Regions from separate parts of the Homo sapiens genome. Here all the other regions are linked to region 1. A link is a loop called in an ENCODE intact Hi-C map of the cell type or tissue named here. Cell type or tissue: Caco-2. All regions are shown on one strand. Links, peaks and the distances in the headings refer to the core of each region. The heading gives the core; the rest is flanking DNA.

What was found. Hi-C counts contacts between places; a loop is a spot of excess contacts. Peaks named below come from ENCODE experiments on the same cell type or tissue, not always from the same donor. Only the 100,000 strongest peaks of a DNase experiment are listed, where the experiment ranks them.
Region 2: it touches region 1 in a loop (2.8-fold over the local background); 2 of 110 quality-filtered maps call a loop at or near these places.
Region 3: it touches region 1 in a loop (4-fold over the local background); 3 of 110 quality-filtered maps call a loop at or near these places.

The regions. Positions count from the first base shown.
Region 1 is chr17:57,364,274-57,374,698 of GRCh38, forward strand. All of the region lies in intron 5 of MSI2 (musashi RNA binding protein 2), which reads left to right. Among named protein-coding and RNA genes, the nearest start is that of MSI2, 110 kb to the left of the region's middle. RefSeq lists a silencer at 1-84. In Caco-2, for the core only: no CTCF peak of the experiment used is centred there; DNase peaks (open chromatin) are centred at 2,798, 5,958 and 6,188.
Region 2 is chr17:57,512,141-57,522,565 of GRCh38, forward strand. The region is part of intron 6 of MSI2 (musashi RNA binding protein 2); the gene reads left to right. LOC101927557 (a long non-coding RNA gene) reads right to left here. Exons shown (of 3, transcript NR_110808.1): 3 at 10,108-10,425. Among named protein-coding and RNA genes, the nearest start is that of MSI2-AS1, 91 kb to the right of the region's middle. RefSeq lists an enhancer at 1-68. In Caco-2, for the core only: no CTCF peak of the experiment used is centred there; DNase peaks (open chromatin) are centred at 5,451, 5,501, 6,661 and 7,391.
Region 3 is chr17:57,287,842-57,298,266 of GRCh38, forward strand. All of the region lies in intron 5 of MSI2 (musashi RNA binding protein 2), which reads left to right. Among named protein-coding and RNA genes, the nearest start is that of MSI2, 37 kb to the left of the region's middle. RefSeq lists a silencer at 793-968. In Caco-2, for the core only: no CTCF peak of the experiment used is centred there; DNase peaks (open chromatin) are centred at 5,470, 7,460, 7,984 and 8,559.

The sequences.
Region 1 (10,425 bases), core at 1,384-9,383:
CATTCCCTATAGGTGAAGGCTGAGAAAAGACAAGGCTTTGAATAAAATAAAATACATATTTTTCTCCCTGCTCTGGAAATGCGCTTGGCTCCAACACAGCAGGTGGCCGAGGAACTCAATCTGTGGAAGGCATCAGTGCTTTCAGTGCAATCAAAGTTAAGTGCAGAAATTTAATTAAACGGCATCAAGGATGGCAGAAACTTTGTAAAGCTGCAATGCATTGTCAAATTCAACAATTATTTCAAGGAACACAATCCACAGATGGTGTCTAATTGATAAATTAAGGTTCTGCTTCTCTAATGGGCTTGTGTTTAAGCCCGTTTTCCACCCATACAATAACCATCACCTCCAGGATGCCCCCTTTCCCCTCTCCAGCTTGGACATCGCTGCAAGAAGAAAGCAACCCAGCTCCCCCAGATGACATTCGGGAAGCCTAGGGTTGGGTCCTGAATGTTTAGTGGGAAAGACCTCCAGCTCCTTTTCCTGTGATCCCAAGCTCCCTTTTGGGATTGAGTCTTGTCCTAAAAACAGAAACAATAGGATTTCTTCGGGCCTGTGTGTCCTTTTCTGCTCTGCTAACCCGGATGTGTTGCTCAGAGATGGCTGGGTTATTTATTTATTCATTTTTTTTTTCTTTTTCCTTTTTAGCATTGCTGACTTTCTTCCTCCATGGCACAGGATTTTTGCCCAAAACAAAAGTCTCAATTTATTTGTTCTTTAAAAAAATAAAAACCACACTGAACAAAAACCTCTGTTTTTCAGAACTTGCTTCCTGTCTGTTAATAGTAGATACCCAGCTAACTTACTTTTATTTCGTAAGAAAATATTTGCGATCTCCAAACATCCAGTCATGTGCAGAGAAATGTATCCTGTGTTGAGATTTCATTTGAAAGGAAACCTGAAGATCTTGGGTGTTTACCAGAACTTCATTTTGCAGATGAGAAAACTGAGGCACAATGGTTTTTTATATACCTTGCTTTGGGACTAGTTCTGTGAAACATGATGTTTCTAAAGCTGGAGGAGAGGCAGTTGAGCACATCTGGGCTACCTACTTTAAATGGTTATTTCATCCATTCGTTTGTTCTACCAACAAATATGCATTAGGTACCTTAGCTTTTCTAAATGCTAAGGGGAAGTTCAGTGGTGAAGGAAGACACTATTCCTGCCTGCGTGGAGCTCACAGGAAAGTGTGGGGAACAGATACTGCACGGATCCTATGAGTAGCTGTATCAGTACAAGTTGGGATGGGTGTTCTGCAGGCAGGGTAGAGGGTGACCTGGGAGTGTCTACTGGGAGACATTAGGAGGGTTTCTCTGAGAAATGACTTAGCATTAGGAGGGATGGGAGGAGCCTTCTTGGCAGAGGGGATAGTGAGCTCACGGCTCAGTGTACCAGAAGACCCAATAGAAGGCCATGTGGGGGAGGAGATAGTGTGAGAAAGGCTGGCAATGAGCAAACAGAGAATGTTGTCCTGGGAGATGAGCTTCCACATATTGTGCACTTACTGGACAGTATACCTGGTGCTGTTCAGAACCTTATACAGCCCATCTTGTCTAACCCTTACTTTATTCCTAGATGTATCTCAGTATCTTCTACAGATTGTGGCACATAGTAGAGTCTCAGTAAATGAATCTTCCCAATGTTGACTATTTTTTTTGAGACAGAGTCTCGCTCTGTCACCCAGGCTGGATGCAGTGGGTGTGATATCGACTCACTGCAACTTCTGCCTCCCCCGGATCAAGGGAGCCTCCCACCTCAACCTCCCGAATAGCTGGGACCACCGTTGTGTACCATGCCAGGCTATTTTCTTGTATTCTTAGTAGAGACAGGGTCTTGCCGTGTTGCCCAGGCTAGTCTTGAGCTCCTGAGCTCAAGCAGCCCCACCCGTTTCGGCCTCCCAAAGTGCTGGGATTACAAGCATGAGCCACCATGCCCAGCGTTGGCTATTATTATCCCAACTTTTCAGTTGGGGAAGTTGAGGTGGACTGAAGGTAAATCTGCTGGCCCCAGGTCCGAGACCACCGGTGGGGTGGGTTTCTGTGCTGGACAGCATCTGTCTCCCCCAGCCTGGGCCCTTCTCACGCCTCTTCCCTCCCCTGAAGGGATCACACGTTTGAATGACTTGGAGACTTGGAGACACATTCTGTAATTCATAACTCTGACCACATGCTGCTCTTAAATTTCCACCCCGTGAAGGAAAGAAGAAATGAGAGACAACCCCTAACTTTTTATTTTTACACATATAGTAGAGGTGGAGAGGGCCAAGTTTACAACAGAACCTTTGCAAAAGCAGCAGCCAGGGCTCAGGACCTCACTGGGTACCCTTGGCCTTGTCTTTGCTCCCTACGGGTTGTCCTGGAACAGGAAAGCAAAGGGGAGGAGCGAAGAGGTGGGGACAGCCAAGGAACAGATCATATTTACTTATTTGTTTGTTTATTTCTAACGAGTAGCTGTGGGGAATGCCACTGCAGAACCCTTTCTAATTGCCTTTTATTTATTTATTTTTGCCATAGCGTGGGTGGCTTTTGAAATTGCACGTAATTTACGGAGGCGAGGATCCTGTGCCTGGGATACCAGATGATGTGGCTGAATGGCTGTTGGCTGTTTATTTGCTAGTCTGTCGTTACCAACACAGTATTCTTGAGTTCAGAGGCACAACAGTGTTTGATCCCCCTCCTCTCTCCTATCTAAATATATCCAACTAGTCAATCAGACTTGGCAGCCGTCAGGGCTGTGGCTGTCAGATTGAGTTTGCCTTGGCTCCTCTGAACTATTGGCTTGTTTTCCAAGCTCGAAAGTGTATACAAATAGTGATATCTAAATTAGACTTGCAAACACACACCCAGGTAGGGGCCCTGAAGGGGAAGAATGAGGCAGCATTTTGGTATGAAAATGACATTTCCTTCTCCTCCACTATCTGTTGGAGAGCACAGACGAAGCTACACTGAGGGGAATGGCTTCACGCTTGGTGAACAAGATGCGTGGGTGTGTTTTTCTGAATTGTGATTAAAATGTTTTTTTTTCCTTCAAATTTTAAGTTGTATCAGGAGATACAAGTGGAATATTAACTCAGTAGATGGGGGAGGTCTGGAGTGTCTCCCATCTGCTTCCCTTCTGAAGGGATCTCAGCTGAACTGAATGAGGTATATGTTGTGAGCAGTTAATATACGGTTGGTCCTTGTGATGTTGTTGTCTTGGCTGAGGATTCAGGAAGACTCTTGGGCCTTGGAGAGGCCTTTGGTTCCATGGCCTGCCCCATTGGGCCGGAACAGCCCCTTTCCTCAAAGCTGCCTCAGGCTTTTCCTGTAGCTTAGGAACAGCAGACCGAGCTCCTGGGCCCCTCCCTGGAGGCTTATTAAGGGGGATCAGTGGAAAGAAAATCAGAGCATCTTAAATCCCTACCTGCAAGGTACCCTTAATTCTCCAGGGAGAAACCTTTTATAAATAAATGTCATGAGTGCTCATCCCCCGAGTTGAAGCTTATCTGCAGAGATGCTTCACTCCGGGAGAGAGGGTTGGAGTTGCCATTGTGAAGGCCTGTGTGTGTAGAGGTACCATGCTGCCACCAGGCCATCCCTCTTACAGCTGTGTGGCATCCTGGAGGCCTGGGTAGGAGACGGAGGGTGCCGCAAGTTCTCTTCCAGTGATGGGGAGCCACAGGTGGTTTTGTAGGGTTCCTGGGTCTTAGGTGGTTATCAAAAGCATTTCACAGACATATGTAAGATAAAGACCCTGTCCTCAAGCAGCTAAATGAATGAACTAGAACAGTGGTACCCAAATTGTGGTTCGGGACCCCTGGGCATTCCTGATAACCTTTCAAAGAGTCTGTGACGAAGTTTCTTAAATAATAATTTTAAGACTTTGTGTTTTTCATTCTCATCCTTTTATGAATATACAGTAGAATTTTTCATAGGCTACATGACCTCTGTTGACATCATAGTTCTGGTGGCTAATGGAATATGTGTATTTCTGTGTTTAAAAATGTCTCAATTTTGGCTGAGCGTGGTGGCTCATGCACTTTGGGAGGCTCCCAGCACTTTGGGAGGCTGAGGCGGGCGGATTGCTTGGGGTCAGGAGTTTGAGAGCAGCCTGGCCAAAATGGCAAAACACCGTCTCTACTAAAAATACAAAAATTAGCTGGTCATGGTGGTGGGCGCCTGTAATCCCAGCTACTCGGGAGACTGAGGCAGGAGAACCCTTGAACCCAGGAGGCAGAGGTTGTAGTGAGCAGAGATCTCACCACTGTGCTCCCACCTGGGTGACGGAGTGAGACTGTGACTCCAAAAAAACAAAAACAAAAAAGTCTCAATTTTGATTTCTAATATGATAAATATTGAGAGATATAACACACATAATTCTCTTTGGTGGTCCTCATGTTTTAAGAGGGAAAAGGTGTCATGACATCAAAGATTTTCAGAACCGCAGAATTAGAATATCGGCAGATAAGTGGCAAGTTGAAGTTATATGCTAGGTACTAAGGTAGGCAGAGCTCTAGGGGTAGATAACAGGTGCTTGTGAGTGAGCTGGAGAGGAGATTGTCAGGGAAGGCTTTCAAGACAAGTGGTTTTCTTACCTCGGTTTTGAAGGATGAATAGAAGTTTACCAGAGAGACAAGGAAGGAAAAAGCATTCTAGAAGGAAGGAACGGCATGCCTGAAATATCAGTGTGTCAGCTTTTCCTCCCCAGTCTGTGGGGGTCAGAAATAGGGTCACCCTGGCCTCACCATGAGATTTTTTTCTACTGGGAATTTCCAAAATAGGCTGCATCTCAGAGTCATTTGGTGAGGTTTATGGAAATACTGGTGAAGCTAGTTCCCAGGTGTGCTTTGCTCTACTGATGGTTGGTAGCATTGTTTACCTCTGGTGGTGGGAATGACAGGGTGCTGTTTGTACCATTTTCGGTTCTTTTGTTGAGAGTGACGTCACAGTTGTCCTGCAGCAAGCCAGGGTTATGCCACCCTGTCAGCTATGCCAGAATGGCAGCAGGTGTCACTGGACACATACCATTCCTTCTTTACACCATCTATCAACCTACAGTGGGGAAAGGGGCAAGAATACAGCATAATGAGAGGGGCAGCCAGTTGTAGCTCGGGGACCTTGGATTCTAAGCAGCATGACCTTGGGAAGGGTCTTGAGTCTTTGAGCCTGTTTGTCCTCTTAGGAATAAAGCAGGTTGGACAGACCTTACTTAATAGGCATGCTTAAATCTGCCAGGGAAAGGGACCCTCCTGTTGATGAATAATTCATTCTGGTTTTGTTCCTAGAAAGTATTCCATGGGGCACACACTTTCTCAGCTGCTCTTGGTTTTGCAAAGGAAGATACTGACATGTTCAGATTAAGAAATCGTAAAGCTTCTGAACTACTAAGGAAGGGAAAAGAGGGGCCCAGGGCCCACATGTGTGCCAGGTGCTGATCTGAGGGTTTTTTGTGACTCATCTCATTTAATGGTCACGCTGTTCCTGTGAGTAAAAGCTGTCATCCCATTTTATAGATGAAGAAACAGAGGCACAGAGAGGTTACCTTAATTTGCCCAAGGTCACACAGAATCCTGGTGTTCAGGCCTCATGCCTTCTGTTCTTAACTCCATATCCTGTGTCCCTGGGAAAGGAAGGGGCCATAGTCTGGAGTGGTTTCCAGGAGAAAAGAGCCAGAGTAATCTCTGCTCTTCATTTCTTAACAAGAATAGAAGACAGAATAAAGGGCACAGGGATAAAGGATTGTTAACCAGACTGGCAAATCAGTAGACTAATTAAAAATCAAACACCTTAAAACACTGTCGCTGGGTTAATTGTAAACCAACAATGAAACGTTAAAATTTGCCCAGCCCATGAGTTTGAATGATTAACTGAGTGAGTTAATTTCAAGCCATTGGTTTGAGTAGCCGTGAAAGCTGAGGTTAGTGGAAGGGGAATCTGTGTGTTCTTTCCTGCCCAGGCCTGCCCTGGTGCCTAAGGTCTTGTGATTGTTGCTGCTGTTTGCGTTTTTAATCGAAATATCTTAAACATTTAGGCAGAACCTCACAAATGCAGCTAGATTGTGGAAAAGGACAGTGTGAATCAGCAAAGAGTAGGATTACGTATATCTTTCCAAATAGAAGAAATGCCATTCTGTTTTGCAATATCACAGAGTCCTGGTAGCAAGAAAGGGCCCTTTGGAAAGGCCTTTTGCCTTCCAGTGTTTGACCCAAGGCTGCTGTCCCATCTGTGGCCTCTGTTGCTCTCTCATGTTCTTTTCTGCCCAGAGACCAGGTCTGGGGGTGTTATCAGGAGTTAGTCCTAAGACTGGAATGAGACTCCTGGGATTCAATGATGGCCAGTTGACCACAAGATGTTTCTGTTAGGTTTTAAGTTGAGATTCTGCTACGCCTGCTTTGATGGCTAGGTAACACTCCTCAGCACCAGGTGATGGATTTAACCTCTGTGAGCTGTGTTTCTAACCTGACTGGGCCCAGGGATCATGCTGGGAAAGTTATGGACCCTTTACCCAGAGACTTGCGCTACAACACAGCCACATACAGCTTTGCACTGAGGGTCAGGATGCACAGATCCCTGGTGCTCAGACATGAATGGCCTTATTAGAGTGAAGAAACCCTGTGTTGAAGTCACCAAACAGCTGGACTTTAAATGTTAATGTTAATATTTCACTGTGACTTATATAGCATTTTATTTTTTCCAGAGTTCCTTACAAGACAATCTGATTTGATCCGCAGGAGAATCCTGTAAGGTCAATTATATAGTCGCTCTTTTATATATGACGCATGCAGTAGGCTCAGTATCTTCCCTGAGTGTTGCTGTTTTCTTGTTAATTTGCTAAATGGGCTTTTAAAAAGGAGATAAATGTAAATTTCAGCCCCGTAAAATAGATACATCTCAAATGCTCGTGACTCAAATTAATTAATTAAAAAACAGAATAAAACACCACTCCAGCCACAAAACATGGCAAGGTTGTAATGTTTATTCCATTCAGCCAGTTGATGGGGTAAAATTACGAGATTGGTCTGTGATAAAAATGTTTTTAACTCCAACTTAGACGTTTACAGAAAGGAGAGACTTGGGCAGTTTGTTTATTTAGAACATTGATTACTGCTTCTGCCATGTTCCTCCAATCACAAACACTTGGGAAAATTTTGGAAAACTGCAAGAACTAAGTAAAAATCCCCCCAACGCCACTATTTACCATTCAGAGATAACTGCTATGAACATTTCGGTACATTTTTTTCTGTCCTTTTTCATGGCAAAAAAAAAAAAGGGCAAAAAATTATATAGAGACACAGGTATACACACACACACACACACACAAATCATTGGCTAACCTGCCTTTATAACTTTATCATATTTTCCTCATTCACTGTTTTTATGTTGTGGTTTTTATTGTCTATGTGGTGTTGTGACTTACAATTATACTTTATTTGACCAAAGCCTGTTATTGAATAGTTAGCTGGTTAGTGATTTATTATTATTATTATAAGTAACATTGTGGAATATCCTTGTACATAACCCCTTAGCAACATCTCTGATCACTTCCTTAATATGTTTACCTAGAAGTGGAATTTTGGGGTTAAAGGCTATGGATATTTTGAAGGAGATTTTACATATAAATATATATGAAAAATATATAAAGGAGCTTATATATATGAGATATATAATCTCCTTTACAATATCAAAAAATTTGTAATATATATACTTATATATAATCTCTTAAAATTTTTTTTATCTTACATTGGCCCTCCCGATAAGGAGAATGGTACTATTTTCTAACCTCACCAAAAGTTTGAGAGATTAACTTAATTTAAAAAAAATTACTGTTTTTGTAAAAATGATGTGTTTATGGTAAACATTTTTATATGTGCTGAAGGGGAAGGCTTAATTTAAAAAGATTGGGGTTTCTTGGATCAACTTGAATTGCTTATTTTAAACAGCCCTCTTCAGTGTAGTTTGGCAAAGCTCTCTCTTTCGGGTTTATTTGTTTACTTACCTACTTATCTTCAACACACTGACCTACCCACCTGTGTATCTTATTTGGTTAACATTTATCCAAGTTTGAAGATGGAAATAGTTTTCCTCTGAATCAGAACTTTCAGTGTAACTGTTCCAAGAAACCGCCACCACAGATGTGGGAAGAGGGAAGAGAATGAGGAAGATTCCTGCTGTCTTTTTACCGCTTGGGTTTACAAATGTGGCAAATTTGGAAAATGTCAAAAAGTAGGAAAAATAAAATGAAACCTGAGATCTCACCACACAGAAATAATTATAGTCAACATATTGATATGTTTTCTCTTTTTGGAGGAAAAAAGTTACAGATGAACAGAAATTTGAAAACAAGCTGTGCCTATTTTCTGTTTCTTTTATTACACATTTTATTATCAATGAATACTTTCTGCTGTAAAAAATATAAATGATACAGAAACCAATAGTAGTGTTCCCCTTTCTAGAAGAAACTATAAAAGGGTGTACTGTTCATCGCCCCTATTCACGCTTTAAAGGAGATGTCCAGCTCCAGTTGAAAATGAAGTTTTCTTACCTGGCAATCTGGTGTTTCTGAATGTGATTTGAAATCCGCCACCCCAATGAGAATGAGGACAGTTTTGTTTTTTTTTCCTGCCAAGAGGGATCGATCGTATTGATTAATTGACTGCAAAAATAAATTCAGAATTATGAAAATAAAGGGCATCTGGATTTAGAATTACCAAATATGGCTGGGCACAGGGGCTCACGACTGTAATCCCGACACTTTATGAAGCCAAGGCAGGTGGATCACCTTAGGTCAGGAGTTCAAGACCAGCCTGGCCAACATAGTGGTAGAGACATATCTGTCTCTGCCAAAAAATACAAAAATTAGCTGGGCGTGGTGGTGTGTGTCTGTAGTCCCAGCCACTTGGGAGGCTGAGGCACGCTTGAACCCAGGAGACGGAGGTTGCAGTGAGCTGAGATTGCGCCACTGCACTCCAGCCTGTCAAAAAAAAAAAATCACCAAATATTAGGTGTGTTAAGATCCTGGGAGATCAAATTTCACCCTCTCATTTTACAGATAAGAAAACTGAGGCCCAACAAACATTAGTAATTGCCTCACCCCAGGTCAATCAGCCAGTTAGGAACAAAACAGATTTCAGGTTCTAGTTTGTGTCCTTTTTTCTTTTTAAATGAAGATATTGATCTATTTTTTAAAAACAAGAACAAAGGCCGTGTGTTAGTCTAGTTTCAGTTGCAGAGAGCTGAATCCACTCCCATCTGGTTTAAGCAGAAAGGAATTTGTTTGAGGGCATTAAAATGCTTCCAGAAATCATCAGGAGATACACGGAAACCTCTAGGTTGTGCTTTTGGGAACAGCCCTCAGAGCTATGCAGCAGATCTGGGTCTTCAAATACCTACTGTCTCTTCTGTCATCTGGAAGTCCCCACCAAATTGGGAAGATGGTGCTACAGCTGCCAGGTTCAGAACCACAGCCGCACTGTCCCCATCCGAAGGCCTCCATGGCTGCCACTGTCCTGCTGTGATCTCCAGCAAAATAGGTTCTCCATGACTAGTCAGTAGAGACAGAGGATATTGCTGCAGAATAACCTAACACCTCCCTGGCCATGTTGCCAGGGGAAATAGTTAAAGTACAGAATATACTACTTTCCCTTTCATACCTAGCTGCAAGGGAACCTGGAATATTACTCCTTAATTTTCCAGATCCTGCATAACAGAAAGGCTTATGGCGAGGAGGTTGGACTGGATGATGGGGACCGATTTACCATGTCTACTTAGTAAACAGATCAAATGATAAGAAATAGACTTCAGTTCTGTGTTATGGCCATGCAAGGTAGACTGGCAGAGAAGCAAAAAACAAAAACAAAAAAGCAGCCAGACAACTAGAGAATTGTCCAGAATTTAAGACAGACAAAGACAGAAGCTATATGCAGAAACATAGCGTCAATAGGGTGGCAGCACTACATTGTACTGTTTTAGGATATATCATTTGAAGTCCTGTTGCATTTTTGCAACCCTAGGCATAAGTGGTATGTGGTAGTTTATACTTAATGTGACTGAAATTCAATTCAAATCCAATTCCAACTTGAGTATTGAAGTTTCCCTTTCTAGCCCTTGAACTTGTATCCTGATATTTGTCCCTAAAACTTTAACTTCCTCAATATTTTTTTCCTGCCCTTTTCCTGGTTTTATTTACCTTATACTATTGAGGAACCTACATTTTCCCTCAAAATCCAAAATTTAAAAAGATGCTTGACAGGAACAGTGGCTCACGCCTGTAATCCCAGCACTTTGGGAGGCTGAGGCAGGTGGATCACCTGAGGTCAGGAGTTCGAGACCAGCCTGGCCAACATAGTGAAACCCCATCTCTACTAATGATACAAAAAATTAGCTGGGCATGGTGGTGCAGCGCCTGTAATCCCAGCTACTCGGGAGGTTGAGGCAGGAGAATTGCTTG
Region 2 (10,425 bases), core at 1,040-9,039, 150 kb after region 1:
AGCCTAGAGCACTTATCACGTATCCTGCACTGATGGCGCCTCTGTCCCCATGAACTCAAGGACAGGAATCAAGTCTTCCTCATTTAAAAAGTCTTTGGGCCTAATATGGTAAATATGAGTTGATTAATTTTTTTTTTCAAATGAATGAATGGATTCTAAAGGTAGCACCACTGCCTCTGACAAACTTCTTTTTAAGTTAAGGGCTGCCCATTTGCTGAACAGAAGGAGCTCATTCAGCCCAGTTGTTAGGGCATTAAGTGGGCTTAGGGTAATAGCTCTGAAGCTGCTGTCACCTGTTGCCATCTGGCCAGAGTAGCCTCCTCAGGTAAGGGCTGAATCTCTTTGCTATGCAGGATGACACAGGGGGTCCTCACTGGAATAGAGGTTGGCCTCAGTGAGTTAATTTCCTCGTTGAACAGAACTCAGAGGCCGCAGAGTCTTAGTTAAGACTTGGCTGTAAATCACAGAAACCATCTCATGTCGGCACAAGCCTGTCTGTCCCTCTCTGTTGCCTGGTTTTCCATGCTTCTGCAGCCTTGTGGCAGGACACGGCTGCCTCCCATGTGGGCAGCATGGGCTGGACAGATAGATGTTAGAGAAAGTGGCCATTGTGTCTCATCCTGGGTACTCCTTGCTCAGGTGAAGCCAGCCTTGCCACTAATTTTAACTTCACTTAGCATCAACATCCTAACTGTAGAAAGAGGGAGGTCCTCAGACATGAACAATACTAGATCTTCTGACCAGCTCGCTGAGGATGTAATAATAATGGATGGCAGCTGTTTAGTTCTTCTTATGTGCCAGAATATTGCACATGAATTAGCTTCTTCCTTTTTTTTTTTTTTTTTCCTTCTGAGACAGAGTCTCACTCTGTCTCCCAGGCTGGAGTGAAGTGGCATGATCTTGGCTTACTGCAACCTCCACCTCCCGGGTTCAAGCGATTCTCCTACCTAAGCCTCCTGAGTAGCCGGAATTACAGGTGCCCGCCACCACTGCTGGCTAATTTTTGTATTTTTAGTAGAGATGGGGTTTCACCGTGTTGGTTAGGCTGGTCTCAAACTCCTGACCTCTGGTGATCCACCCACCTCAGCCTCCCAAAGTGCTGGGATTACAGGCATGAGCCACCACGCTCGGCTGAATTAGCATCTCTTAATGCTCATAACAGCACTATGAGATAGGTACCAACTTGAAGTGAAGTAACAGAGGCACAGAAAGGTTGAGTAATCTGCCCAATGTCACACAGCTAATAAATACTAGAGCCAGCATCCAAGCCCAGGGAGTCTAGCTCTAGAGTTTCTGGCCTCTCCCATTAGTCTGTACTGGTGAGCTGGGACCTGGGTCTAGGTGCCCTAGCAGGCACTGTTTGTGGACACATGGGTCATTGGCAGAAGAACTGCAATGCCTTTTATAAATCTAGAATTCGACAGTGTCACCAAGCAGATGGGATTCTGCAAAAGACAGGACTATATGCCCATGACCACATTTGCCATCATTTGATTTTAAATTGACAGCAGTTAGGGCGGAGGGGCTCCTTCACTGCAGTCCCTCAGGGAGCCTCACCCCCCTCCCGGGCTCTCAAACCCTCTGGCCAGCTCCTTGTGCTTCTCCTGTGGTGATGAAGGGCAGTTTCTTGAGTGCCACATAGTTCCTGAGATCTACAGAGACATCTTGACCTTGGAAATTCCTATCGTTCTTAGAAAATCCCTAGTTCTGGAGCTAAAGTAGGAAAAATTATAGAGCTGAGTAGTTGAGGAGCAGTTTAATTAAAAACGACAAAAAAAGAAATGTAAATGAATTAGGCAAAAATCTTCATGGGGCATCATTATTGGTAGAGGAGGACCCTGAGAGGAGATTAAGATTTCCTTTTATTTATTTTTAAGTTCCATTGTAATTGAACCCTTAGGCTTGAGAGGGTAAGGATTCCTCACACAGTCTGATTTCAACAAGAATTTGTCTTTGTTAATTTATATAGGGAAGTGTAGTAAATCTACCAGGAACAGGACGTTGGCCCCTGTACTATTTCAAGGGGGTCTTGAGAGTAATAGCGCCTGACAGTTTTCCAGCAGCTAAGGGATTTTTTTTTCTGCTTCAGAAAGCAAAATGTTGTATGAGTTGTGCAAAATGTAGAAATGATTTGAAGAATTAGGGTGCAGCAAATAGTACAGTTTTCAGCAAAGCACTGAAGACTTCATCAAGTTATAAAGTTAGCAAGTGGAGGGAAGACAGGGGTGGACCAGTGGGGTACAGCACAGGTGTGCTGTGGGCCTGTCATTCTTGTTTAATTTCCTTTTTCCCTGGTCCCAATTTGAATTGCCAAAATATGTTAGATTGCAGTGCATTATTTCATTTGCCTGCTTTGTAATTCCTCTTTACCTCAAACAGATGAAAACATGGCACTAAAGCAAATTGACAGCTCTTGAAATGAGAAAGATCTTTATCCTTCAGAGTGTTGATGTAGAAATAAATGAAAGAAAAACATACTTGTTGGGTCTTGAAGCAGCTTGAATTGATACTTTTTTTTTTTTTTTTTTTTTTAAGGGAAGATATGGGTTTTTCCCTCTCCGTTCTTTTTTCCCCCTTAGGGTGTTGTGTGGCTCAGGGATTAAGTAGGAGGGTTGGTTATTCTGTCAATACTCATTTACAAAGATCTGAGTCATGATTTGGGTGTAAGGAGTAGACCAAAAATTTCCAACCTCTCAGGGTCAACAGAAGGAATGCCGAGTCCTCAAGTTGACTTCCTTACCTCAAAAAATCTATCAGGCACCATGGGTACCCCACCCCAAACCACATATGGGCCAACTGAAATGTCAGGCCTGCTTGCCTTACACAGAGCACCCCGACACACCCCATCCCAGCCACTTCACGCTGCCAAAAAGCTCCAGTGATGATCAGGATGAATATTGATAAATGATTTTCCATACTTCAAAAGTAAGTAGTTTGGTGTATGAAAGATCTCAAAACATTTAAGGTCTGTGTTTCAAAAATTAAATGAAAGACAGGCCTAATGGCTCAAAATAGAAAGATTGGAAACCACTGGGTTTGATGCTCTTTTTTATCTGAGTCTATTTTGTTTTGTTTTGTTTTGAGACGGAGTCTCGCTCTGTTGCCCAGACTGGAGTGCAATGGCATGATCTCGGCTCGCCGCAACCTCCGCCTCCCGGGTTTAAGCAATTCTCCTGCCTCAACATCCCGAGTAGCTGGGATTACAGGCGCCTGTCACCATGCTGGGCTAATTTTTGTATTTTTTAGTGGAGATGGAGTTTTGCCATGTTGGCCAGGCTGGTCGTGAACTCCTGACCTCAGGTGATCCATTTGCCTCGGCCTCCCAAAGTGCTGGGATTACAGGTGTGAGCCACTGCACCTGGCCTTATCTGAATTCTTTTCTTTATCCTCCAAAATCTTCCTGAAACTCAACAGTACGCACTTATTGGACGCTTATTTTTGTATTAATCCCTCTAGTGGGCGCTAGGTAGGGAATGCAGAGCTGTATATGAAATTTCCTGAGGACTAGGGAGAGGAAGCGATGGGGGAGTGTGGACCACCAATTCATGTATTCATGTGACAGAATAAGATTTCAGAGTTGTGTATGCCAGCGCCAAATACAAGAAACAGATAAGGGATAGATATTTCTACTGTATGCCTACCTTATTTATGCCTACTTTATCCAAATCAACAGAAATGAGGGCATAGTTGTTTGTATTATAAACAGATCTGCCATGGGGTTTCTTGAAATCATGAGCCCCCTTGTGGTTTCTTTTTATTATTATTATACATTTTTATTTTAAAATAGTGTAGGACTCACAAGAAGTTGTAAAAATAGGACAAAGAGCTCTTGTGAACCCTTCATCCAGCTTCCCACAATGATAGTACTCCCATAACCACAGTACTTTGTTAAAGCCAGGAAACCAGTGTTGGTACCTTATCAGTTTTCATGTGTATTTGTGTGTAATTCTTTAAAATTGTACTACCTGGAGATTTGAGTAACTATCACTACAATCAGGATATATAATAGAACTGTTCCATCACCCCAACAAACTCCTTGTGTTTCTCCTTAATAGTTACACCCTGGCCCCACTCCTAACTCCTGGCAACCACTGATCTGTTCCTCATCACAATAATGTTGTCGTTTTGAGAATGTCACAGAAATGGAGTCATACAGTATGTAATACAGCCTTGATACTGACTTTTTCACTTGGTATGATCCCTCTGGTCAGTTGTGCACCAGTTGTGTACCAGCTGTATTCCATTGTAGGAATGGAATGGAATGGTTTGTTTGTCCATTCCCCCTGTGTTTCCAAAAGATGGTTTATTTGCATGCGACCCATTGCATCACAGTACATCAAGCCGGGTACACTTACAAAGTTAAACCTCACTCATCCGTACTGATTTCACAACTTTGTAGTTATCAATACAAAGTCTGTTATCCCATTATGCAGTCCTCATCCAACAGATATTTGTTGAGCATCTGTGCATGCCGGGGCTGGAATGCATTCTGGTAATAGCATAGGGTAGTCATTTGCCACAGGCCAAATGCTTTCCTGCGTGTTGTATCAATAGTTTCTACTTTTCAATGCTGGGGTGAAGGTTAACAGTGATCACGTGTTCCTTTTACACACAAGGAAGCTGAGCTGCTTTGGAAAGCCATGCCCAAGATCATGCGTAAGTGGAAATGGAGTGGGATTTGAACCCAGGATGTGTGATGGCATGCCAAGTTTCTTTTATTCTGTAACTGTGGCTTCAACTGTACCCGCTGAATTGCTTACAGCCAGTTTGCTCCTCTAGAAAATGAGTGGACTGGACTCATATCCTTTTTATCCTCTCTGCCTTGAAGAGTTTATGATCCTCCCTGAACAAGAAGTAACTTTGCCCAGTGACTGCATCTCTCAGCCTGTTGCTGCACTTGAAGTTTGTTCTCAGCAGCATTTTCTTAGCCATTATTTGAAGACAGTTTCGGAATTCAAAAGTAGCAAATTAGAATTCCTCTAAAAACAGTCGGTAGTTCAGACCTTCCCTCATTTTGCTAATTTTTGACAGGGTCTTTGGGTCAGGACCAGGACTGGGAAACCCATGGGACTCTAGGGATGACTTTAGGGATAAGGGGATTGGGGAGATTGGCTGCCAGGCAGCCCAAAGGGGAAGGAGCAGGAACTTCCTTGGATGTCATCAAAGCCCCATGAAGAAACTCTGGGGCTGAGTGGTGCTGAGTGCGCTGATTCGGGTGCCTGATGCTATACAGTTCGCAGAATTCTGCCTTGTGCCAGAATTGCTGGGGATCAGAGGAGGCTGCTATTTCAGGCATCTAAGTGCTACTGCTGCTGAATTCAGGCCTGAGCAGCTTGTCCGAGAGGGCGGGGCAGAGATGCTCCTCCAAGCTTTTGAAGCTCCACGAAGGGTTCAAAGGAGTCTTGGAGAAGGGATTCCTGTACTGGGCGGGAAGTGGAAAGGTGACCTTTGGGTCACTTCTAACTCCTGAGTCTGTGATTCTGAGGCAAATGGAACTTCCTCTCTCCCTCGGTTACCAACATGCACTCCAAGATCTGGCTGAGTTCATTGGAATCAAAGGCTGGTACCTTCAAAGGGCTGGTGGAGAGAAAAGGGCCTGGGGCTTGGGAAACCTGCAGCTACTCCGTGACCTCTGGCTTATCCCCTTGCCCCTCCTCTGTTGTGGCCAAGAAAAGTGGTGGGGCTCTGGGACCCAACAGACCAGAGTCCACCTCCCATCAGAGTGGCAGAAAGAGATGGTGGGGGATGGGGAGGCACCGTAGTACAGGGGTGTCAGAGAGCCCAAAGGTCATTCTAAACACACATTTTTTCATCTGTGCTCTGCAACCAACTCTGCGTGTTTGTCAGACAAAAGAGCTTTAATAAATATTAGTTTAATGAATAAATGTGTCACCTTGGCAGAGCTCTCCCTCTCCCTCAGTCTTCTTTTTTCATCAGCCAGTCTTAAAGAGAGCAGGGTGGAAGATGTCTGAAGCCCTGTCCTGAAAGCTGATGCCCTCAGAAGTTCCCTGCACTGGGGCCCCTGGCCTTTCTGAAATGTAGGCAAGCCCTTCATCCCATTATCAAGCCATGTTATTTACCCTCCCTGTTTTCCAGACAGAAAGAAGGTGCAGATGGCCCATGGGATTAAAATTGGGATTGGAACCAAGATTTTCCAAGCCTACAAAACTCCTTTCTCCTCTCCCCCTCCCCTCCCCAGGCGTATGGCTGCAGCTACGCTTGTCACCATCCGAGACTGCATTGGCCACAGGAGATGTGGATGATTTTTCCATTTGTCCTGATGTTTATTTCATGCCCATCAATATCAGCCCGTATTAGGACAGATGAGGTGGCTATTTACAGGCTGTGCATTTTCACACTTGGTAATTATAAACCCTTCCCTGGTTCGGTCAGAGTCGTGGAGATCCATTTTGGCAATTAGCAGTTTAGTATTTGTTTAATGGGAATGTGAGAGAGTGTTCCGGCACATCAGTGCTCCCCTAAATGATTTGCCTCTCTCCTCTGGAGCTGGCAGGCTTGGGCCTTTTTCATGGTAGGTGAGGCCTGATGGGGAGAGGCTGGAGAGGGGGAGAAGGGAGCATTCAGCAGTTCAGCAGCCTGCCTGCCACTCCCCTCCCCCAGCACATGCACGCACGCACTCACAATCAGTGCTGAACACGGGCCTGGATTTCCAGAGCACAGCAGCCGCCACTTGAAGGAGCCTCACACGAGAGGCCGTTAGGCCAGATGCCATTTCCATGTGACAGCTGTCAAGCCTGCCGGATCCAACTGCTGCTCCTCAAACAGCTCTCTCTCTCAGTGTCTCTCTCCCCTTCCCTCATCGCCTCCTCTCTACACCCCATCTCAGATATCCCCAGTGACAGCCTGCTGCCCCACTCTCCAGGGTGGTGCTTGGGCCCACGGCTTTGCAAGCTCAGCCAGAATGGAGCTCCCACCCAGTCCTACCTCTCACCGGGAGACTCTGCCTTCCCTGGCTTAGTCTTGAGATAGGGCCTCCTGGGACTGCTCCCCCAAGGGCACACTGGTTCTGTTAGTGGCCTTCCCTTGGCATAGTCCATTCACAATAAGAAAACCCACAGCATTGGGTGTGGCTCCCGGCTTAACTGCATGGACCATGTATGGGTGTGTGCATGCAGGCGAGGGGATTGCCAGGATGGGGCAGTGAATTGAGCCAGTGTCTGTTATGATGAGCATTTTCTGTGTGGTAGGCGCTCACTGGCTACCACATGAGCCTTCCTAACAACTCCAGGAAGCAAGACACACTGAGTATCCTTAGAGTCACTGCACGGGGCGGGGAGACTCGCATGGCTGAGCCTGGACTGCGTTCCAGAGCCCTCTGGCAGTTCCAGCTCTGCTAGAGGCTTGCTCCATGACTATGGAGGAGCCCGGTGATCTCGAGCTTTTGGAATTCACTTATCTAAAAGGAAGAGACCCAATATCCTCCTCTTTCCTTTACCTTTCCAATCATTCCTCCTCTCCCGAGCCTACCGGGGCAATATACCTCCATTTCCTTGAGGTTACCTAATCACCTCTATTCACTTTTTGGTAGAGTTTTAAAGCAGTGTTTGTTGGTTCATCCAGCAGACAGGGGCACTGCACAAAGCTCTTAGGGATTCAAAAAACAGAACACAAGTAAGGGAGAACAGAAGACTTAGGGACTCATCTGATTTTAACTACTGGCTCCACCATTTACTTACCTGTGTGATCCTAGGCAAGTCACTTACTGTCGGTGAACCACAATTTCCTCACCTGTAAAATGGGTGTATGATGCCACGTGTGTGGGCACGTGCCTGTAATCCCAAGCTACTCAGGAGGCTGAGTCGGGAGGATCGCTGGAGCCCAGGAGTTTGATACCAGCCTGGGCAGACAAATCGAGACCCCATCCCTACAAAAAATAAAAAATAAAAATTTTTAAATTTTAAAAAGAGAAAAAAAATGGGTGCCTGAAATGGGTATGATAGTATCTACCTCCAAGCTATTGCAGTAATTAAATGAGCTTTGCAAATTGCCTATTACGCTCCAGTAAATGGTAGTTATTATAACAATCATTATTTCAGGAGGATAGACATTTTATAACTTAGAGTCTGATACAGACTTGTGGAATCAGAATCTCTGAGCAGGAGGTTTTGCCTTAGGTAGATAAAATGTCTACGTCTCCAGGATTAAGTTGTCTGAAGACCCCACATCTTTCAGTTCCCATGGGCAGGTGTCCCTTTGTTGAATTCATAACTGCTATCTGATAAACATTGTGCGTTTTTTCTTGTAAGCTAAATGGGAAAATAGAATGATCCCACAAGAATAAAAGAAGTAAATGTAGGAAAAAATTAAGGGCTGTAAAGGTCTTGCTAATGGGGACAAAATACTCTGGCCATTGTAAGGTGTGGGAGCCTTCTGTGAAGAGTTCGAGAAATGTTCTTAATGCCACTGAACTGTAGACCCCAAAAATGGTTAAAATGATAAATTTTATTTTATATATTTTTTGCCACAATTAAGAACAATTTTTTTCATTTAGGAGATATTTTATTTTATTTTTGAGGCAGTCTTGCTCTGTCGCCCAGGCTGGAGTGCAGTACCATGATCTCAGCTCACTGCAGCCTCCGCCTCCTGGGTTCAAGCAATTCTCCTGCCTCAGCCTCCAGAGTAGCTGGGATTACAGTTGTGCACCACGACACCCAACTAAATTTTTTTTTTTTCTTGTATTTTTAGTAGAGATGGAGTTTCACCATGTTAGCCAGGCTGGTCTTGAACTCGGGACCTCAAGTGATCTGCCCACCTCGGCCTCCCAAAGTGCTGGAATTACAGACGTGAGCCACTGCCCCCAGCCCTAGTTGAGGAGAAATTATGTAGACTTTTTCTCTTGTTAGTCAGTAAAGGCCTGGGTTCAAATTAAAATAAACAGGCTTTCAGATGGATGCAAACTAGCATTTTTTGACATTTGGAATGAAGGAAAAACGTGCCTGGCAGCAGCAGCTGGGATAGAAACTCCAAGCGCACCTTCATCACTGCAGTCTTCCAGGGGTAAACACACAGGGACAGAAAGGCTGGCTGTAGCAGGAGGAGGCCAAGAACCTGAGATGGGCAGGAAGGCAGCGGCTGGCAGGCTGAGGCTTGGACTCAAAAGCCCAGCATCTGAACCCCAGGCCCAGCCCCTGCCGGCTCTAGGACAAACCAGTAGGAAAACTGAGTCTCAGAGAATTTGTAATACTCCCTTTCTCGTGGGGTTATTGTGACCACGAAAGTAGTAATAATACCTGTGAAAATATTGGTGGTGATGGGAAAAAAAACAATGGTTTTGTTAGGTTTTCTTAAAGCCCTCTGTTCATTTTTGGCTCTTCCGAGCTGCTTCTCATATAGAACTTTGGCTTTCTTGTACTAAGACTGAGTTAAGCTTAAGGAGAGCCCTAAGAAAGTAGGATGAGGCAAGGAGTGCCTGCTCCTGACTTCTGGCAGGGAATGAACTTCTAATCTTTAGGCAGCAGAAGGCCCATTAATACTCATTTACTTAGGGCCTGTCTACACACACATATGCTGTGTTACGGCTCAACTCAGCTCTATTTAGCCATTTAGAACGGTGGGTCTCGGCCTTGGCTGTACCCTGGATCACTGGGGAGCTTTAAAAAATCCTCTTTCGGGCTGCCCACTCCAGAGTACTGATTTAATAGGTTGGGGTGTGGCCTTGGTGAGCAGTCACGGCTGAAAAATCACTGATGTAGATTTCAGAATGAACCAATGGGATTTTCCAGTCTGCTCCTTCTTCTCCGTCCTTCCTCTTTGGAGAATGGTTAAAGACAGACCAACCCCACCCTTTTCAAGGCCAGAGCACACGGAAAAGTCTTATTTCAATAAACTACACATTATTCCTGAGCTTTACGGAAGGAACCGATTTGGGTTTTGCCTAAGCTGGCAGGGAGAGAGGTGGAGACAGTGCCTTCCCATGTTCTGCGTAATCCTGGACCCAGGCAGCGGCTGTCTCCACCACAGGCCCCAGGCACCTGTGGCCTGGGCAGTCCTGCCACCTCAGCCGAGTCTCACTCTTGTGGCCTTAGCTCCTTGAGTTTACAGAGCATAATGCCTGTTAAGCCTGACACACTATAGTATCATGGTATTGCATTTGAGGGTGTTTATTTATACTAACACTTGGAGCGTTTGAGTGGGAGCAGGAAGAGAAATTCAAGGGCATTTGTTCTGGGGGAGTTTGGAGAGCTGGGTTTCTTCTCTTCCCTTTCCCCTCCCTCCTTGCATTTGACCAGATAATTTAAGGATCATCTGAAGTGCCGTTTCCTGCTTTGTTCTTGATATGTGTGGCTTGCGGGTGTGTATATTTATATCCCCAGAGGAGTAGGACATTTCTCAGGGCATGCATCGGCCACAGCAAAGCTCTGGAGCAGCCTCACAGCACAGAGAGTTTGCAAAAGCCCAGTGGCC
Region 3 (10,425 bases), core at 1,135-9,134, 77 kb before region 1:
AATGCACTGGGCCATCTTCCCAGAGAGACCCTATAGACGAAACAGATGTGGTCAGATGAGCCCCTGGAGACAGCAGTAGTGGGGAGTGTGGGAGAGCAGGCCAGGGCGGCACCAGGAGGAGCAGGAGGAGCTCCAGGAGGATTCTGAGCCTCCTCCTCCTCCTTTATTCCTCCATCCCTCTGTCTGGGGTGGGATGTTTGGGAGAAGAGAGGCAATGTGGTATGGTAGATAGGCCTGTTCTTTGGAGACAGTTCTGGGATTGAATCCTGGCTATGTGACCTGGCCAAGTGACATAACCTCTCTGAGCCTGATGTGTGTCATCTGTAAAATGGGGATAATAAGACTTGTGTGGCAGCTCTGGGAACAGACAGAACTTTCTGTAGAGCACGTAGCACAATTCCTGGCATCTGTTAGGTGCTTAGTCAGTGTTGATTATGCAGCCAGCCTGGACCCAGCTGTTGTCGCTGGGACAGGGAGGAGGTCGTGCAGTTACCGAACCCTACACCATTGATTTTACTGCTTTGGACCGAGAGGCCCGAGTGTGCTGTTTAGCCTTCCAGGCCCTGAAAGGTTAGTTGTACCCTTCTGACTTTCTCTACAGAATCTTCCCCCTAACCTTCCTGGTGTTTGCTAAACTGAGAGTTAGCCTCACAGAGTCCCAGCTTCTCCTGGGTCATCATCCTTTTCTCTGGCCTCTGCCTGAGAGCAGCGTGCACCGGAGACTGAGGGAGGTTGGCTGTAATCAGCACAGACCCTTGGCTCTCAGCTGAGGGTGGATCCCAGTGTCTAGATGATAGATGGTGCAGTTTGGTTTCTAATTCCTGCTTGATTTAGAGAGGTGCTGGGAGTGAGTGGTGTTACAGGGAACGGAGGCTGTGGGAAGGCTGGGAGTGTGAGCGTTTGATTACCTTCTGTGCTCTAGGCCAGGGGTCCACAACTTTGGCACTGTTGACATTTTGAGCCAGATTATTCTTTGTTGCAAGGGTGGAGGTTGGGGAAGTGGGGGTGCATTGGAGTGCATTGTATCTGTAGTAGGATGTTTAGCGGCATCCCCGGCCTCTACCCACTAGATGCCAGTAGCAATCCCTCCCTGGTTGTGACAGCTAGCAATTGCCACGTGTCTCCTGGGGGACACAGTCACCCTTAGATGAGAGTCATTGGTCTAGCACTATAGGTCACTTCTCTATAAGAAGGGGAAATATTTGTATGTTTTCTGAGGTTCTGTTCTGCATGGATTGGAACCTGGACAATGAAATATTCATGAAATTCAAGAGCAGGAAAGTGCCTGGAGAGATCACCTGGTCCAGGCCCCAGCCTCCCGCAGGTGGCTAGCCACATGCCCTGGGTTTGATTTCCACGGCTCCTGCTGGTCTTCCCTTTTGGTTAAGTGAAAGGGCAGGGAGAGGGGACGTTTCCACCCAGGCCAGCATCTCTATAGAGCTTTTTGGAGTGGGAACTTCTTTTAGCAGAATGACTCTGCACTCCTGGGCTCTTGGCAGTCCTGTGTTTGGGCCTCTAGGAGTTTGGTTGCAAGCTCCACGAGTTTGATTTGCTCTCTCATCCCTGGCACACACAAATTTGTCACTCAGAGGGACTGGCTTTTCTGCATGCACTGAATGGATTTTTATTTGAAATGAATTCATTAAAAAAAAAAAGTTTTGCTTGCCAGGACTCTGCCGTCCTCTCTTCCCTTTTATTTCTCTCTGTCGTCTGTAAGACGAGCCTGGAAGGAGCTGTCTGGTGGGATTGGTTGGCCAGGGATTTTTCTAGGCCCTGATTAAAGGTAAATTATCAGATGAAAGTTGGAGGTTGCTGCTGTGCTTGTAAAAAAGTCACTTGTGTGCCATAAAATCCATCACAGCTCCCTTGGTGAGAAGGAGGAGGCCGTGAAACACTCAGTGATGCTACTTCGGCTTCCAGTGATTTGGCTTCCCTCTGCTGCAGGAGTGCTGCCCGGCAGCCCGGTGCACCCTGCTCTTGTGAGAAGCTCGCTGAATCACGTTGGTGGGAAGCTCAGAGACAGAACTGTGTGTTGCCGGCAAGTTGCCATGAAGTAGTTTTAGATGTTGGACTTAGGAGAACCAGATGGCTTTATGGAGTAGAAGCGGAGCCCATGATGTCTTGGTGACTTTTGCCTCTCTTTTGCTTAGAACCAAAGAAGGTGGTTGTCCAGTTGGAGAGGGTGTGGGGAGTCTGGCCTTGGAGAGGCAGTATAGCCCATGGTTGACAGCATGGATGCAGGGACCAGACTGCCCAGCCAGTTATAGAGGTGGGACTGTGGGCTAGTTATTTAATCTCTCTGTGCTTCAGTTTTCTCATCTATAACATGGGGATGAGAGTAATAGTACCTACTCTGGGGTCATCTTGAGGAATTTGTGCAAGAAAAGGGCTGAGCCTATAGCCTGGCCAGGGGTAAGGAAGTCATCCTTAATTATATTATCATTGGTTACACTATTCTTTTTAATTTATTTTAGTTTTTCTTTTTAGAGACAGAGTCTCCCTCTGTTACCTAGGCTGGAGTGCAGTGGTGTGATCATAACTCACTGTACCCTCCAACTGTTGGACTCAAGCAGTCCTCCCACCTCAGCCTCCCAAGTATTGGCACTACAGGCACATGCCACCATGCCCATTTAATTTTTAAAAATTTTTTGTAGAGATGGGGTCTTGTTATGTTGCCCAGGTGGGGGTCTCTAACTCCTAGCCCCGAGTGATCCTCCTGCCTTGGCCTCTCCAAATGTTGGGATTACAAGTGTGAACTACTGTCCCTGGCCTGGTTATATTATTCTATAATAGATGGTTAGCCTGGCTCCTGAGGCTTTAGGAAAGTGCTTCTCAGACTTTACTATGCAGAAAAATCAGGTGAACCCATTCCTGGGCATGCTGAAATCGGTGTCTCAGTCTTGGGGCCCAGGACTCAGTGTTTAATATCTCAGGTGGTGATATTGCAGGGAGCCCGCATATAACCTGGTGGCTCCTTCAATGGCAGTGTTGGTCAGATTCTTAAAGAATGAAGGGCCCCCGTGTCATCACAAGGAGAAGTGTCTTCCACCTTGGATTATCTGGGAAACAGTTCTGCCCACGCTGGGGGGCCTGATTTGGGCCCTGCGTCAGTGTCCTGGGTGTAAACCTCTGCGAGATGCCCCTGGGTGTCAGGTCCTGGCTGCACCCCATCGTTAGGACTGGGGGCAGCAGCAGATGAGGGAAGACTTGTCTCCTCTGGCCCATGGAGTGTCCCTGTTTTTCAGCTCAGCCAGCATCCCATACTCAATTCTGCCGGCGAGAGCTGTGGGCCTGTTTTGCAGGTTGTGTCGTTTCAGCGGGTAACTGGTATGTGTGTGCATGCGTGCAAAAGAAAACATCAAAATGTTTGGGGAGTGTTTTAGGAAAATAGCAAGGAGCAGATTGCCAAGATTCGCTTATATGTTTCTTTTTCTTTCCTTTTCGCTGTGTACATGTGTGATCAGCATCCCGGAGTGTTCTGAAATACAGCTTTGGCTTTCTTACCCCAACTATTCTTCCGTATAGCAGAGAGGATACAATTCACCACCAATAATACCGAGCAATAAATAACCCAGAGAAGATGAATAGCCTTGTGTGGTGGTAAATTAAAGTTGATTTATTGCACATAATATATACAGGTGCTCCTAATGTAATTAAGCAGCGAGGCTTTTAATGTTGCAGAATCTGAAAGAAGACCCAAGAAAATTGGGTCTTAATAAGGCTTATTGAAATAACAGCTAAACATGCTGCTTAGTACCATTAGGGGATGCTGAAAGATGGATCGACTCTGCTGCTTTTTCTTATGTGTGGAGATGACACACCTGACCTGTTGTCAGCAGGTCCCGCACTTGAATTGTTTTCTCTACGGTAGGACTGGATTGTTTTGAGCTGTCAATATACCCTGGCCTTGTCCTGCTTGTGGCCAGAAGTTTAAGTGGCTGCCTATTGAATAGGTTTTTTTTGAGTGAAGGACGGGGGAGCTGGAACTGAAGACCCCACTGTCTACAGCCATACCACCCTGAATGTGCCCGATCTCATCTGAAGACCCCAGCCTCATTCTCCCCCGCCATTCTAACTAACCAGGCCAGGCAGGAGAGGATTTGTTCATGGAGTGAACTCACTGATTGAGCCTTTACCATGGGCAGAGTGCTGTGCTGGAGATTGGGAGTCAGGGATGGAAACAAAAGCTAGACAGTCCCCCTCCTCAGGAGGGCTAGTGGGCGAGACCTGCGTGAAAATGCAGGATCGTAGAGGAGGGGACGCATTCACCGAGAAGGTCCAGTGGATTGGGGGCTAGGGAGACCCTCGGACAGCTGCCTGGGGGAAGGGGCTAGAGAATGGGAGGGGAGGCTGGACTGGTGATTTAGGGGCAAGAGCAGGAAAAGTTCTGCATTCCGCTCAAGAGATAGAGACTTTGCCTGAAGGCAGTCTGGAATCCTGGCGGCTTAGGAGCCAGGGCATCATCACATTGATATTTTAGAGAGAAAATTCTTGGCAGTGTTATAAGTCATGGACTGGGGGAGACCAGGGAGCTAAGAGAACAGGGCCTGGACCAGAGCAGGGGGCAGAGTGAGTATGAAAGGAGGAGGGGTGAGAGGCAAACTCTCCCATGTGCCTTAGACCTGGTGACTCCAGTGGGGTTGGGGTGGCAGGGTACCTGGAGGAAGGGTGGATTTGTGAGCAGCCAGTACTTCCATCAGAACCCCTCGGGGGTGCTTGTTAGAAATGGAGGTTGGTGGGGGGTCCCTCACCTGTGGATCTCCAGTTGCTAAGGTGCCTGGACATCTGTGACTGAAACCAGGTCCCCAAAGGATGCTGAGGCCTGGAAACCTTGGTCTCACCTGGAGATGTGGCTCCACGATGCCCTTGGGAGCGAGCGAGTCATTTCACAAAGTGTTAGGAGGGAAAGGAGCCTTTCTGGGGCCAGCACGGTTGGAAGAGTTCACAGCCTTTCTGTGAGTTGCTTTAGGGGCCTAAGACTTTGGTTGCTGAAGGAAGTATAAATGTACAGTGACCCTCCAAGAGCCTCCCTCTCACAGGTATGCCCCACTTTAAGAAAACCCGCTAGACGAAAACCCTGACTTTTGGAGTAAGATTTGTCAAGGAGAGAGAGTTCTTCCCAGTACCAAAGGTTTCAGAAAAAGACCCGTTTAAGTAGTAAGCTGACCTTCTGAACCAATAAATAAGACAGTGGTTTCTTTCTTTTGTAGAGGTCACCTGTTGTAAATCTGAGAACATTTGAAGAATTTACTGCATTGGCTCATTAAGGTTAAAAAAAAAAAAAGTCAGTCGACTTGGTCAGCATTACCCAGTGCCCATGGTTTTCAGAGCCACCCCTGGGTGAACTGAGAATGGTGTTTGCTCCAGAGCCTGGGGCCACAGGGGAGGCTGGGGAGAGACTCAGGGCCCTACTGTTGGAATGGCCTTCACATGACTTGTCCTGCTTCCGGCTTGGAGTATGAAACCACCAAGAGGTATGTACAGCTCGCATTCCAGCATGGGAGGCGGGGAGGCTCCTGGACCCACGGGGCTGTCAGGTTGAGGCCTGCTCTGAACGCCTGAGCACTGCGATCCTGATGTGGAGAGCTTCCTTCCACCTCCGCCTCCTCCTCACGCTGCAACAGCGCTTGGCTGTACCTTGCCATTACTTGATTATTTGCAGAATTAGAAAAGGCTCAAGTATCTGATCATAATTTTTTCCTGGATATATAGCACATCCTCTGAATATGTAATCAGTGCTTTATTGTTTTTTTGTTTTTTTTTTTGTTTTTTTTTGTTTTTTTTGAGATGGAGTTTTGCTCTTGTTGCCCAGGCTGGAGTGCAATGGCGCAATCTCGGCTCACTGCAACCTCCGCCTCCTGGGTTCAAGCGATTCTCCTGCCTCAGCTTCCCGAGTAGCTGGGGTTACAGGCATGCGCCACCACACCCGGCTAATTTTGTATTTTTAGTAGAGATGGGGTTTCTCCATGTTGGTCAGGCTGGTCTCGAACTCCTGACCTCAGGTGATCTGCCCGCCTCAGCCTCCCAAAATGCTGGAATTACAGGCATGAGCCACTGTGCCCAGCCTGTTTTTTTTTTTTTTTAAAGGAATATGGGCTGTTAGATGTTGTAAATGGATAGGCAATGCATGTTCACTTTTTCTGAGGCTTGTTCAGGGAAACTGAAAAAAGTTCCTCTGTCACCTTGTGTGCATCTCTGTGGTACTGTCTCTCCAGGGTAGTGTGGGATTTAGAGGAGAGGGGCTGGAGGGGACCCTGCAGATGTCCCTATGTTCTGGAGGCGGACTTGTTTATTTTTGACAGAATGAATCTTGGACATGGGAGGATCTGGCTCTGACCAGCCACAAATTGGATATTTGTTTGACCTTTTTATTCCAGTGAGTGGGAAGAGATCCGGTACCTCCTTTATCATAAATCTTGCCTTGTTGTTTGCTCCAGTATAGCACTTCATCTGGGTGCTGTTTGAGCATCTGGCTTTCATTTTTAAGTGCCGGCAGGTGCAGGGGCAGGCATATCTCAGGGGGCCGTGGCAGATGAACGAGATGTGGCAAAAGCTGGCGTGGCACTGTTGGGGGTGAGTTTCACGGGAGAAAAAGGAGTTGAGCTTATTCTTGGGCAACTCTTTGCCTTCCTGCTAATGTTTCCAAGTATACCATGCAAGAATCAACTCCAAGGGGCTAGCTGAAGCTGGGGAAGGTGAAGAAGTGAGTCTGAGTTGTCTAGAACTTGATTGGTAACATCTCAGGGTACTGCCAGCTGCTGGACCAATGTGGTTCTCCTCCTTCCCTGCCTCTCACCCCTTCAAGATGAGTTGTCTTGTCTCTGACCCATCCTACAACAGCCACAAGTCAGTCGATCCTGTGTTTGTGCTCCCGAAGGACTTGGCGACTTGGCTAACAAGGAGACATTTGTTATTTCATTTCCTCATCCATTATTCATGCAGTGAGAGGTAATTAGCATTTAGTAATGTGGTTTCTGGGGTAGGTGAGTTGGGTTCATTCATTGAGCAAACATTTCTTGATCCCCTGCTCTGGGTTGGGTGCAGGCCAGGGGGCTAGGGTTACAGAGATGAGGGAAGGGCCTAGTTTGCCTTTGAGTGTGTGTCTGTTTGGGGAGGCAGGTGATCAGCGGGCGAAGGATGCTAAAGGTGTTTCAGGACCACCGAGCAGAGAGTCGTTTCTGGGGAGAGCCAGGGAAGGCTTCATAGAGGAAGTGGCATTTGGCTTGGGCCTTGAAGAGTGAACAGGAAAGAATTGGGATGGGGGGAATGTGCCCACCCTCCAGTGCAAACTGGGTCCTGGGGTTTAGCTTCTGATGATGGATGGTCATGGTCATGTGTCTTTCTGTGCAGCGCTGCCCACTTCTTTCCCCAAGCCTCTGTCACTCAGGAGAATTAATACGCCTCCTGCCCAGCATCTGGTGGCCCTGCCGCCCTGCTTGCTTAGGGAGATGGCTGACAGTTGGCAAGGAGGGGAGCTAGAAGGGTGCTGGTGAGTCATCAGGCTCCCCATGGCTAAAAAGAGAGCATACTTCAAAGCCCAGAGCATATCAAAGATGGGTTGTGTCACACCCACTGAGCATTTTACACAAATAAGAACTCAGTTTCTGACTCTGCAGCAAAAAGTTGGTCAGTTTTTGGGGGATTATTATTATTATTATTTTTTATACAGGTGCGGTAGGTTGAGAAATATTATTCATGGAAATAGGCTAAGTTGAAATAGGCTCTATCTGTTAAGGAATAGACTTATTAAGGTGGTGGGTGTGCCCTGTGTCTCTCTTCTTTAAACTCCGTTTTTCTTTGTTCTAGCCAATGTTTTATTGCTGATATGAATCACTGAGGGGCTTGGAGGGAGAAAGGAAAGGGTTTCTGTATAAACAGCTGTCTTGCTGATTCAATCTACAAAGTGGATTTTATAGCTAAAGTATTTGTTCTTGCTTTAAAATGCCAAAACAGCACCGTCATTTCCTCAGCGAAAAGAAGGGTCTTTGAGAATATGGGGCTTTCTGCTCCCGTCACAAATCTTTGCTTGGGGGAGAGGAGGAAGGAATTCCATAGAACTTTTCTTTGAACTGGTCTTTCTAAAAGAATCTCATGCTCAGAGGAGAAGAATTTTCTTTACAAAGTTTGAGTTACCAGTTCACGCAGCCTTCCTTTTTTTTTTTTTTTTTTTTTTTTTTTTTTTTTTGCCTTACTACATGTTCTGGTTTAAAAAACAATAATAATCCTCTCTGGTCATCACAGCTGACTACCTGCTTAATGTTTGCATATAGATATTTCATTTTCTTTTTTTATGCAAGATTTCATCGTTGCATTATCTGAGATAGTTGGTTGCCCTGAGATTATTAATAAATTGAGACAGTTAATGGTGTGTGACTCAGAACATACATTTAAAAACAAGTTGGAATAGAAATAGGTCTTTTACAAAATTAATTTTTTGTTAGGCTCCTCTCTTGAGCCTTTTTGTTTGAAGCCGGCTGGCTTTGTAGTGTTCATATATGGCCGACTGCAATTAACATAAATTACTTTTAAATACCAGTTAGTTGCTGTGGAGAGAGGCCAGGGTGGTGGCTGCTTATGGAAGGTTAAGAGGCTTGGTCATTGTCTGGGTTTTTATCTCACTGTGGATCAAATTCTGTTCCCTTTGGAGGCCAGAAGATCGTGTCAAAGATTGCTTTCTTTGACGATAGGGAGAAGGATTAAGTCTTTGCCCAGAGTACCAGTACTTACCAAGGAAGAATAAATAATCATAAAATGTTTACATATTTAAAAACAAATAATATTAAAATGCAACATGTATCCTGGATTGGATCCTTGAACAGAAAAAAGACATCAGTAAAAAAATTGATGAAATCCAAATAAAACATGTAGTTTAGTTAATAGTATTGAATATTGAATCAGTGTTAATTTCTTAGTTTGATCAATGCATCGTGGTTATGTAAGAGATGAACATTAGGAAAAGCTGAATGAGGGGTATGGGGAACTCTAAGCTATTTTTGCATTTCTTCTGTCATTCAAAAATTATTTTGAAATATTAAGGCTTTTTTGTTTTTTGAGATGGAGTCTCACTCTGTCGCCCAGGCTGGAGTGCAGTGGCGCGATCTCTGCTCACTGCAAGCTCTGCCTCCTGGGTTTACGCCATTCTCCTGCCTCAGCCTCCTGGGTAGCTGGGACTACAGGCCCGCGCCACCACACCTGGCTAATTTTTGTATTTTTAGTAGAGATGGGGTTTCACCATCTTGGCCAGGCTGGTCTTGAACTCCTGACCTTGTGATCCACCCGCCTTGGCCTCCCAAAGTGCTAGGATTACAGGTGTGAGCCACCACCATGCTGGGCCCAGTTTTTTTTTGTTTTTTTTTTTTTTAAGTATATTTGTAATATTGCTTTTGGCTTGGTTGAGATTATACAGGCACACCTTGGAGATATTGCAGATTCAGTTCCAGACCATTGCAATAAAGTGAATATTGCAGTAAAGCTAGTCAGATGATTTTTTGTGTGTCTTAGTGCATATAAATGTTATGTTTACACTATACTGTAGTCAATATTAAGTGTGCAATACATTATGCCTAAAAAACAATGTGCATGCCTCAATTAAAAAATACATTTGATAAAAAAAAATTGACAAAAATCTGAGCCTTTAGCAAGTCATAGTCTTTTTGCTGGTGGAGGGTCTTGCCTCAATGTTGATGGCTGCTGACTGATCAGGGTGGTGGTTGCAGAAGGTTGGGGTGGTTGTGGCAATTTCTTTAAAATAAGACAATGATGAAGTTTGCTACATTGATTGACTCTTCCTTTCACGAAATATTTCTCTGTAGCATGCAATGCTGTTTGATAGCATTTTACCCACAGTAGAACTTCTTTCAAGATTGCAGTCAGTCCTCTCAAACCCTGCAGCTGCTTTTTCACCTACTTTTAGGTAATATTATTAATCCTTTGTTACCTTCCCAACAACGTGCACATCTTCACCAGGAGTAGATTCCGTCTGAAGAAATTACTTTCTTTGCTCATCCATAAGAAGCAACTCCTCATCATTCAAGTTTTATCATGAGATTGCCGCAATTCAGTCACATCTTAGGCTCTGCTTACAGTTCCCTTGCTCTTTCCACCACATCTGCAGTTATTTCCTGCACTGAAATCTTGAACCCCTCAAAATCATGCATGAGGGTTGGAATAAACTTCTTTTAAACTTCTGTTAATGCTGATTTTTTTTTTTTTTTACTTTCTCCATAAGTCACAAATTTTTTAATGGCATCTAGAGTGGTGAATGCTTTCCAGAAGGGCTTCCTTTCACTATGTCCAGATTTATCAGAGGAATCACTCACTATCCATGACAGGCATAGCCTTACAAAATATGTTTCTTAAATTAATTGAAATTACCCCTGATCCACGGTTGCAGAATGGATGTTGGTTAGAAGGCATGAAGACAAC